Regions from separate parts of the Homo sapiens genome. Here region 2 is linked to region 1. Evidence: read pairs that join two places in POLR2A ChIA-PET (ENCODE). Cell type or tissue: CD4-positive, alpha-beta T cell. All regions are shown on one strand. Each heading gives the region's core, and the rest is flanking DNA. Links, peaks and the distances in the headings are about the cores only.

Region 1 (5,370 bases), core at 209-5,208:
GGGTAGGCTGAGGAGAATGGAAGAGGCCCTCTTAGGTGAGGCTGGGACACCTGTGTTCTTGTTCCCACAGAGGTGGGTGGGATTTCCGAGCTGACGGAAGCCTGTGACTGGTGGAGCTTTGGGTCTCTACTGTATGAACTGCTGACGGGAATGGTGAGTGGCTGGGCTGGGTGTAGTGCCCTGGTGGGTGCCACTGAGTGTGGGATGGGCCAGGCTTAGTCCATCCAGCCAGTCTGGGCAGAGACTGCCTGGCTGTCCTACCAGCACAACTGCCCCCGAAGCCAGGGACACACTTAGCACTCCCAACACATTAGTTGGCTATAGCTAAGGAGACTGTCAACTTCTATGAATACGAGTAGAGTGGGATGGTCAGGGAAGGTTTCTGCCAGAGAGCCTGGGCCCAGGTGGTGTCAGATTTGGAGGAAGCGCGGAATGTGACACAGCCCTTCTTCCCTGGAAGGCTGTTCAATCATCCTGAGCCCGCTGTTCACTCCTCCCACCCATGACCTCGTTGGCTGTCACCCCCAGACCTTAGCTGGAGGATGGGAGAGAGGGGCTCTTTCACCCAGGCAAGCAGCTGCCCTGTCCAGCCTGGGTCAGCCAAGAGCTCAAAAGATCCCCCTGCAAACACTCCGGGAACCTGTGTTTGCAGGTTGCAATCAGAGCAGGCACTCTTGGGAACAGTTGATGGCTCTGCCTTCTGTCCTCCCCTCATGAGCTGAACACTGCAACTGAGGCCAGTTATGTAGGCAGCAAGGGGGAGGCCAAATTGCATTTGAGCAGGAAATAGCCGAAATGGATGCAGCGTGAACTGAAGTCCAGAGCTGACCAGTCCATCCAGGCTCCCTCCTGCTTTCGTCCCATGGCACGGGGTCCCGAAAGTCCTGGCTGCAATTTCCCCCAGAGTGGCTCTCTCTTTTCCTGTCTCCTCCCACCTCTCCAGCCCAGAGCTCTTGGCCTTCCTCCTGGGGGTTCCTGGAAGCTCATACTTCCCTCCAGACAGACCCTCTGCTCCTCAAAGCTGTGCCTTTCTGGGGTGTGGAGAGGTCCTATTTTCTTTTATTGCCACGCCGCTGCCTTGGCCCCGATGGTAGCATGCCATGGCCTGCTGCCAAATGAACAGCCCGTGTGGATTTTTAAAATAAGGAGACAAGTTCCATCACTATTCCCAAGAGTGCCTGCCCTGATTGCAACCCAAGATAGTTGCTTCTAGCAAGCTTGGAGCCAAGAGACCTAGGTTCAAACCCTGAACTCAGCACAAGTCCCTTTACCTCTCTGGGCCTGTTTCTTGCCTTTCGTGGATAACATAAAGGCACTGCTTAGCCATCAGGCACTGTGTCTGGCTGTAGCAACTATCATTATTGTCATCCTCCTCATGGGCTGTGACATGGGGAAAAAAAATCCTGGCTGCCACTGGAGTGTAGACGGTCCTGGGGTTGCCTCCTCAGAGGCCCTTCCCTGTGTCCTCCCAGGCACTGTCCCAGAGCCACCCTTCAGGAATCCAGGCCCACACCCAGCTCCAGCTGCCCGAGTGGCTCAGTCGCCCAGCGGCCTCTCTGCTGACTGAGGTGAGGTGTAGCCCGGCCAGAGGAAGCAGCTGCCTAGCCTGAGGAAGGTGCTGGGAGGGGCACAGAACTGTGTCTGAACCACGTGTGCTTCGTGCTCAGTGTCTGATGTGGGTGCAGAGGGCAGTAGGGGCAACACATTTCTATATGTTGGTGGCCAACCACCACCAATGTTCCCAGGGTAAAATGGGGGTTCTGTGGGCCAGGCTGCCAGGGAGCAGGCCCCCTAGAGGCCATAGTGGTTGGAGTCCCTGGAGGTCACCCCATGCCTCCACAGCTGGAGTGGCCCAGCTGACTGGGCCTCTCTCTGCAGCTGCTGCAGTTCGAGCCTACCCGGCGCCTGGGCATGGGAGAAGGTGGTGTCAGCAAACTCAAGTCCCATCCCTTTTTCAGTACCATCCAATGGAGCAAGCTGGTGGGGTAAGAGGGCAGAGCGGGTGACGGAAGCAGCTGGCCTGGTCTGGATCGCCTCTCCTCCTTGCCTGACACCCAACCCAGGGCTGGCCCTCTATCAGCGGGCTTTGGGCGAGGAATGGAGGGCACTGTCTGTCCTGCTGGGCTCCCACTGGGGCCTCAGAATTATGGCCACCACCCAGGAAGGGCCAGCTCCTGGAAAAGCTGGAGGTGGGGGCAGTCAAGGCTTGCCCTGCTAAGCAGCTTGAACCATCTACCCATCAGTCAACAGACCCGTTGAGCATGTGGACTCACCATGTTAAAGGTTGCCTTCTGTGGCACTGGCGCTGAGCTGTTGACCACCTGCTGCACCCTACTGTGAGGTTCTGTGACTCACTCACTGCCATGTTGTGCCCCACTCAGGACATCTCTGGAGACTCATCTCAGGACACTGATCCACTGGCTCAGTGGACCCAAACCAGACTGTCCTGGCTAGTCCTCTTAGTCACACAGCGAGTAGGCCTCTTCCACCAGAAGCTGTTCGTGCAGCTGGGGAGGCCCAGAAGCAGGGATGCCATCTGTTGTGCAGGGAGGGATGAGGTAGGGGACAGGATGACCCCCACCCCCACCCCCCCACCCCCGATTCCTGACCATGCCCCCTATCTTGTGATTTCAGACTTGGGAGAGCAAAAGGGAGGGGAAGAAAATAAGAGTAATGGGGGGAGGAAGGAATGCATGGGTCTGCCCCTTAGAGCAAGTCTGAAACCAGAATCAAGAGTCCTCCTCCCCAGTGGGCCTGTGTGGGGGAAGAGGGGCAGCCTGCCCCAGGGGTGCAAGAGGACAGCAATTCAGCTTCCAGGCCAAAGCAGTTTAGACAAGGTGTGCCCATCAGGACTCCCTCTCAGGCCCTGGCTGTTTACCATGTCACTGCCTACTGTGACTTCATGCCCTTTTGGGATAAGAAACCACAAAACGCATGGAACAACTATCCATGGCTCTTAGCCAGAAATGTCTTGCCTCTGGTCTCTGAAAAGCTGGGGTGAGTGGTTACCTCAAAGACAATTGCCTCCAGTTTGGGGGCTCCTCTCAGGGTTCACCCTGTCACCGGGGCGTGGGACCGACCTGGGAAATTTCCACTAGAGTTTTGCCCTCAGCTCCTCCCTGCCAGCATCCCAGTCACCACCAGGTGGCGCTTCTGACACGGTCCACGTGCCTGGCTCTGAAGGCCCAACTGTCAGACCAGACCCCTCACTCATGGTGGGGAGACTTGACTTCCTCGGGCTCTTCAGGAGACTGAGACAGAGAAGACAAGTGAAAGCGCAGCCTGTACATGACTCTCTGTGGTCCACGTCCTGCCTCTCCCTGGGGTTTACACGGCCCCAATAAAGCCTGCTCTGGCCTACGGTGTTCTCGCTTCTTCCATGCAATGACCACGGCTCATTGGGGCAGGTTGGAAGGCTCCCCTGTAGAAGCTCCAGAGTGAAGTCAAGAGCGAGCTTGGGGCTGCCAGGAAGTAGGACGCAGGGCTGGTGGTGAGCAGCATGCCATGTGGGCCTCAGGGGAAGGGGTGGGGTCGGGGAGGACCAGGTTCTGTGGGGAAGAGGATGAAGAAGCCTTGGAAGAGGCTCATGGTGCCTGGGGGAATACCAGTTTCATCCTCACAGTGACCCCTTGCAACAGACGGTAGCTCCTGAGAAAACTGAAGCTCAAAAAGGTTAAGGACACAACCTAGCCAGAGTTGCAAGTTAGTGTTCCTTCTGCTACTCTCCCTAAGTCAGGCTGGACCACTTCCAACCACCGCTTCATGAAGCACAAGTCCCTTCTGGAACTTCTGTGCTTCATCCACCCAAAGCTACACATCTGACACTTTGTTGGGCCCTGAGTTTAGAATACTGTGGGTCCCAGCTCTTACAGTCGACCTCCTTTCGATAAAATGGGGTAAATAATGCCTATTTTGCAGGTTTACCAGATAGATAAATTAAAGCTTCTAACACCAAATCCTGTTCTTCCTTTCATTCAACCTAATTTGTTTTTCTATCTACTAGAGCTCTAGTTCTACTCTCTGGGACCCACTTCCCTCCTGTGACAGACCTTCACAGAGGGATGGCCTCACTGCAAGAGCTCAGCAGACAGGGACTCTGGAAAAGACAAGGCTGTGTTTAAGCCTGGACTCCATCACACCTGCCACCTGCAGTCTAGGTTAGCTACCCACCCTGTACACTCACGCTCACTGACCACTGCTCCTAGGTCATCAACCCTCACCTGTTCATGTGTATTGACCTTGAGCATCTTGGTCCACAAGGCTATCAAATCCAAATGAAATGAGATGCCCCCACTCCTCCCAAATCCATCACTGAAATAATGTAAGCCCACACAAAAAATGCAAGTCTACTGGTGTTTTGAAAGGGCTTCACAAAGATGGTGACCCCAAATTCTCTATTCTAGAGTATGGCTTGACAGGCTCAAGGAAGGTGGGGCACTAAGAGACTATGATGCTTTATGGAAACAAAACAAAAAACATCCTAAGCCCCCCAACCATCTGTATGGACCCCTCGTCTCAGTCAAGGGTATTCCAAAGTTAACCTGAAACGCTAGTTCGGGCCATGGTGGGAAGAGGGAGCCAGCCATTCCTCATTATACTCCCCTCCCTTTTGGAATTACTGTTAAAACAGGCTCCTTAAGTCTGATGAGAAGCATTTACAATCTATTTTCTCTGAAGCCTGCTGGCTGGAGGCTTCATCTGCATAAAACCTTGGTCTCCACAACCCCTTACTGTAACCCAGACATTCCTTTCTATTGATTCCAGGTCTTTAGATAATAACTCTTTCAACCAATTGCCAATCAGAAAATCTTTGATTCTGCCTATGACAACATCCCCAGGTCTTGAGCTGTCCTGCCTCTCCAGACCAAACCACTGTACATCTTACATGTACTGACTGGTATCTTATGTCTCCCTAAAATGTATTAAATGTATAAAACTAAGTTGTAGCCAGACGACCCTGGACACATGTTCTCAGGATCTCCTAAGAGTTGTATCACAGGCCATCAGTCACTCACACTTGGCTCAGAATAAATCTCTTCAAATATTTTTACAGAGGTTGACTCTTTTTGGCAACACTTTCCCGGCTGGCAGTCAGGGTTCTACCTTCTGTCAAATTATGAGTGTTAAGTTCCACATAAGGGATTTCTGATTTCACAAAATAAGCAACAGGACCTTGAGTGGCTTTCAATAATTTCAGTGCAACAGTGCTGGGGACTTGTACCACCTCAGTAGCCAAAAGGAACAGATACAGGAACCCTGTTTGAGAATATCTGCCCTTTAATTTGCATTTAAAATCAGTTTCTTTAAATACTTTAGTTACAAGTTCTGAATAGTGAAGACAGAGTAGTAGATGCTGCAGGCACTCAGTAT
Region 2 (5,370 bases), core at 170-5,169, 640 kb before region 1:
TAGGAGGCCGAGGCGGGCGGATTGCCTGAGGTGGGGAGTTTGAGACCAGCCTGGGCAACGTGGCAAAACCCTGTCTCTACTAAAATACAAAAACAGAAATTAGCTGGGTGTGGCAGTGCGCCTGTAGTCCCAGCTACTCAGGAGGCTGAAACAGAAGCATTACTTGAACCAGGGAGGCAGAGGTTGCAGTGAGCCGAGATTGAGCCACTGCACTCCAGCCTGGGCAACACAGCAAGACTACATCTCTCCTCCCGGCAAAAAAGCAATTTCATATGGTTCAACCTGATAGAGGGGTGTGTGTGAGTGTGTTCCTCTGCGTGTATGCATGTAGGGGTCTCTGTGAGGGTGTGTGGGTGGGAGGTGGCGGGAATACAGCAAGGGAAAGCAGCTGGCAGGCCAGAGCCTAAGGAAATGGAAGGTCGTTTGTGAGAACGTCTTACACCAGTTTCACTCTTTTCCACTGTGTTATGCCACGTGTTTTCCAAAAGCTCCCGGTGTCTGCATTTCGTCTTACAAATAAAGTCACTGGATACTTGTCTACTGCACCCAGATTCTAGAATGCTCAGGGTCTTTATAAATAGTAAATGGGGCCAGGTGCGGTGGCTCATGCCTATAATCCTAGCATTTTGGGAGGCGGAGGTGGGTGGATCACCTGAAGTCAGGAGTTCGAGACCAGCCTGGCCAACATGGTGAAACCCTGTCTCTAAAAATACAAAAAAAAAAAAAAAAAAAAATTAACCAGGCGTGGTGGTGCACACCTGTAATCCCAGCTACCCGGGAGGCTCGGGGAAGAGAATTGCTGAAACCCAGGAGGCAGAGGCTGCAGTGAGCCGAGATCATGCCACTGCACTCCAGCCTGGGTGACAAAGCAAGACTCCATCTCAAAAATAAAAATAAAAATAAAAATGAAATAAATAAATACTAAATGGTCAAAGTCTGCTACAACGTTTTGTTCCACCCTGTCCGGCCTACCAGAAAGCATTCTGACGGTATTTTGGGGGTGTCCCAAGCCTGTGAGCTTCTCTTTTTTCTGGAAACTCTTTTCCCTGTTGCTTGGGGGAACCATCAAATACATGCTAATCAGAAAAATGCCTGCTAAGAAGTGCTGATTTCTGATCACATCATTAATTAATCAACAATTGCAATCTGGTAATTAGCAATTATGGAAAAGCAATCCCATCCTCAGAAAGCCCAGGAGATCGCAATTCCGGTATAATTTTAAGGTTTACATTATTCGACTCAACCAAACAGACTTTCTCTGCTAAGCATTGGTAACCACAGAGGAAAGGCAAATATCATTGGAGATGCAAAAAAAAAAAAAAAAAAAAAATTTCAGTTCAAAAGGCAACCTGATATTTGGAGACCAGGTCTTACCTTTCTAAATCTATTTGGATTAGGTCAGTATTTCCCAAACTTGCCATATCATGAGAATTAATTTGAAGGCTTGTTAAGAATAGAATTTCAGGCCCATCCTAAAATCTAGGAATGTGAATCAGTGGTTTTGGGATTTGCGGAGTGAAGTCTGCAGATCTGAATTTTTTTTTTTTTTTTTTTTTTTTTGAGACAGTCTCACTCTGTCACCCAGGCTGGAGTGCAGTAGTGTGATCTTGGCTCACTGCAACCTCTGCCTCCCAGGTTCAAGCAGTTCTCCTGCCTCAACCTCCCGAGTTGCTGGGATTACAGGCAGGCACCACCACGCCTGGCTAGTTTTTGTATTTTTAGTAGAGACGGGGTTTCACCATGTTGGCCAGGCTGGTCTTGAACTCCTGACCTCAGGGGATCTGCCCACCTTGGTCTCCCAAAGTGCTGGGATTACAGGCGTGAGCCACCATGCCTGGCTGCAGAGCTGAATTAAAAAAATAATAATAATTTTTTTTTTAAATCCTAGCCACTAGACTACTAGGGAGTGAAATTTGGATTTTTAACTAGTGCCACAGGTCATTCTAATGATCAGGCAAGTTGGAAAGCACTAGTTAAATATTATTTTAAATTTGTTTTAATTATTCAAGCACTTATTAAATGCCTATTTGTTAATGCCTGGCTCAATGCCTGGCACATAGTATGAACTCAGATGTTTGTTGACTGACAGACTTATGACATCATCTGCTGGAATGAAGAAGGTAACTCAAAAATAGGGTGGGTGGTGAGCAGATGTAAGATAACTTGACATTTAAAATTTGCCCTAAATAGGCTGGGTGCAGTGGCTCACACCTATAATCCCAGCACTTTGGGAGGCCGAGGTGAGAGGATCGCTTGAGCCCAGCAGTTTTTTGGTTTTTTGGGTTTTTTTTTTTGAGACAGTCTTGCTCTGTCTCCCAGGCTGGAGTACAATGGTGCGATCTCAGCTCACTGCAACCTCTACCTCCTGAGAGCCCAGGAGTTTAAGACCAGCCTGTGCAACATTATTGAGACCCAGTATCTACAATAATAAAAATAAAAGAAAATTAGCTATGGAGCACCAGGGGTTGGAGGCTGCAGTGAGCCATGATCATGCCACTGCACTCCAGCCTCACTGATGGAGTGAGGTCCTCTCTCAAAAAATAAAATAAAATAATAAAATAAAATTTGCCCTAACGAATCCATCAGGTGCATGAGCTGTAGGCTAATGAGGTTAATCGGTTATACTGTCAATCATCTTAAACCCCACATCCTGGGGGGGGTCTTTCTAAATGGCAGAGAAGCATATACCAACATGGCCTTGCTCATCAAGCCAGGTTCCATCATCTGTGAAGGACAGACACAAGCATGCTCAGCCTCAACCTGGCATTTCTTGAATGGGGCTCTGAGCTAGAAAGTGTGCCAAGGTCAGTACAAAGGAAGCCCCTCTAAAACGGGGCAGAGGAGTTATCAAGAGCCACGATGATGGAGTCACAGCCCTGCCTTCTGCAAGGTGTGGCCGGCTCATTCATTTTACCATTTGGGTATTTCCTGGCACATCCCAGAAGGAGGGCATCCCCTCTTTACCGAAAGGTAAGATCAAGCAACACGATGAGACTAGGGGGTGTTGGTAAGACGGGAACTGGGGGCCGGGAGTCCTGGCTCCTTCCTCTAGCCCTTTTCTTCGCCCCCTCTGAGAGTTTCCACTGGTGACAACATTTACTGTAAATTCTGTGCTCTGAAGAGCCTGGGCAAACCCCGAGGCAGAAGGGAGGGCCACTCTGACCTTCTCCCCGCCTAGAGGCTGGCCCAGCTTTCGGGAAGTGACAGCGGGTCCTTCCTCCCTAAGCAAGCTCTGCTGAGCTCACTCTAGCTCTGTCGTCTGCCTCCCCCTCCCTGGCTTGCAGATCCCAGAGCTCTAGGCAAAGTTTGTAACCGCTGCCTGCTGCCTCTAACCAGAAAACCACCGCCAGTGATAAGAAACTTGTCTTTACCTTGGGAAGCAAGAGTGCTTCCTGCTAGGGCCCCCAAGAAACCTGCCCTGCCAGCCCAGGGACCGTGCAGCCAGCCTGACACTTATGAGAGAAAGGGTTTGACTTCCCTTGCAGGAGGAAGTGGCTGATCTGGGGCCTCGTCCCTCCATGTCCCTGCTATTGCCCAGTCCCCTCTGGCCCTCCTTGGGGCAGTCATGCCCTGGAAAGGGCTCGCCCAGCTGAAGGGACAACTGGCAAAGGTGGCATGAGAGCAGCTGTTTATCCAGAGGTACAACAGTGACATCCCCTAACAATGAGGGCTGGACACCTAGAGCACAGTGAGGCTGGGAGGAAATGCAGCTTCTCCCATATGCATGTCTTCTGCTACTGAGAGGGGTGGGGGTGAGCCTGCATTTGGGCATCCATGTACCCATCTTTCTCCTATTCAGAATTCATCCAGGTCCATCAGACTCCTCACAATAACGCTCTGTGTGGGATAGGGAAGGTCAGCTGTTATTATCCCCACTCTACAGATGAGGACAACTGAGACCCTGGGACAAACCTATGCCACATACCCTCCAAAATGACCACAGGCTGGTGACAGCTGTGCTATAGGATTCACCTCAAGGCACTTGTTTTCTCAGAAGTTCAGAAACTTTGAGTGTTTGATGCAAAGACTCATTGCCCGCGAGGGAGGCGCAGAGCAGGGCTTGGCTCGGGGCCCTGTGTTCCTTCTCTCACACTGACTGCTTCCCCCGAGAGACTGGAGACTTGAGTGGGCAAAGGTCTCCCGAGAACACTAGAAAGTTGGCCAGGTGCTGTGGCTCACGCCTGTAATCCCAGCACTTTGGGAGGCTGAGGTGGGCAGATCACTTGAGGTCAGGAATTCAAGACCAGCCTGGCCAGCATGGTGAAGCCCTGTCTCTACAAAAAATACAAAAATTAGCCGGGCGTGGTGGCGCATGCCTGTAGTCCCAGCAACTCCGGAGGCTGAGGCAGGAGAATCACTTGAACCTGGGAGGCAGAAGTTGCAGTGAGCCAAGATTTTACCATTGTAGTTCAGCCTGGGCAACCCAGCAAGACTCTGTCTCAAAAAACAAAACAAAACAAAACAAAAAAATAAGTCCTTGGCTACCCTGTTGTCTCCCAGGAGAAAGCTGGGTCTCGGTTTTGGTGACCCACACACAACACAACACAACACAAGATCCCTGAGTCACTCACATTCTTCCAATCATAGAGCTGACCATCTGCCTCCTGGGCTGCATGGAGAGGGGGTCACCTGGCCAGATATTCTGGACAAGGGCTGACTCGAGGCCAGACCTTCCTCCAGACACAGAGCCAGGTCCTGAACTCATGACCACGGTGAGCTCCATCAGCGGTAAATGGGAATAGGAACTTGGGCCCTGGTCCTGGCTGGGTGATCCTCAGTGACTCGATTTCCCTATTCAGCTCCAGTTGCCTCACTTTAAAATGGAAAGACTGGACCAAAACAATGATTCTCAACCTCATCCACACACTGGGGTCCCCTGGGGAGCTTTAGCAATCCTGATGCCTGATTCTGATCTAATAGGTCTAAGGTGTAACCTGGCTCAATTTATACGAAAAAGGTGGATAGAAACCAAAATTTTTTTAAAAAAATAGCCTAGGTTAACTTAACTATCATTTATTTGTTTATTTAATTTTTGAGACAGAGTCTCTCTCTGTTGCCCAGACTGGGAGTGCAGTGGTGCAATCTCAGCTCACCGCAACCTCTGCCTCCCTGGTTCAAGCAATTCTCCCCACCTCAGCCTTCTGGGTAGCTGGGGTTACAGGTGCCCGCCAATACACTTGGCTAACTTTTTGTATTTCTAGTAGAGACGGGGTTTCACCATGTTGGCCAGGCTGGTTTTGAACTTCTGACCGCAAGTGATCCGCCTGCCTCAGCCTCCCAAAGTTCTGGGATTTCAGGCGTGAATCATCCATGCCTGGCCAATAACTAACATTTATTGAATACTTCCGTGTGCCAATCACTCTTTTAAGT

Evidence for each region. ChIA-PET counts read pairs that join two places held together with the same protein. Peaks named below come from ENCODE experiments on the same cell type or tissue, not always from the same donor. Only the 100,000 strongest peaks of a DNase experiment are listed, where the experiment ranks them.
Region 2: POLR2A ChIA-PET joins it to region 1 with 8 read pairs; 1 of 35 experiments calls an interaction of 5 or more read pairs at or near these places.

Annotation. Positions count from the first base shown.
Region 1 is chr14:74,903,633-74,909,002 of GRCh38, reverse strand. RPS6KL1 (ribosomal protein S6 kinase like 1) reads left to right here. Exons shown (of 12, transcript NM_031464.5): 10 at 71-153; 11 at 1,473-1,568; 12 at 1,879-5,052. The coding sequence ends at 1,989. DLST (dihydrolipoamide S-succinyltransferase) reads right to left here. Exons shown (of 15, transcript NM_001933.5): 15 at 5,260-5,370. Among named protein-coding and RNA genes, the nearest start is that of RPS6KL1, 17 kb to the left of the region's middle. In CD4-positive, alpha-beta T cell, for the core only: CTCF peaks have their summits at 1,731, 2,938 and 3,142 (motif pointing right); a DNase peak (open chromatin) is centred at 3,152.
Region 2 is chr14:75,540,753-75,546,122 of GRCh38, reverse strand. All of the region lies in intron 2 of BATF (basic leucine zipper ATF-like transcription factor), which reads right to left. Among named protein-coding and RNA genes, the nearest start is that of BATF, 21 kb to the right of the region's middle. In CD4-positive, alpha-beta T cell, for the core only: no CTCF peak of the experiment used is centred there; DNase peaks (open chromatin) are centred at 2,682, 3,202 and 4,042; H3K4me3 peaks cover 1,066 bases; H3K27ac peaks cover 3,952 bases.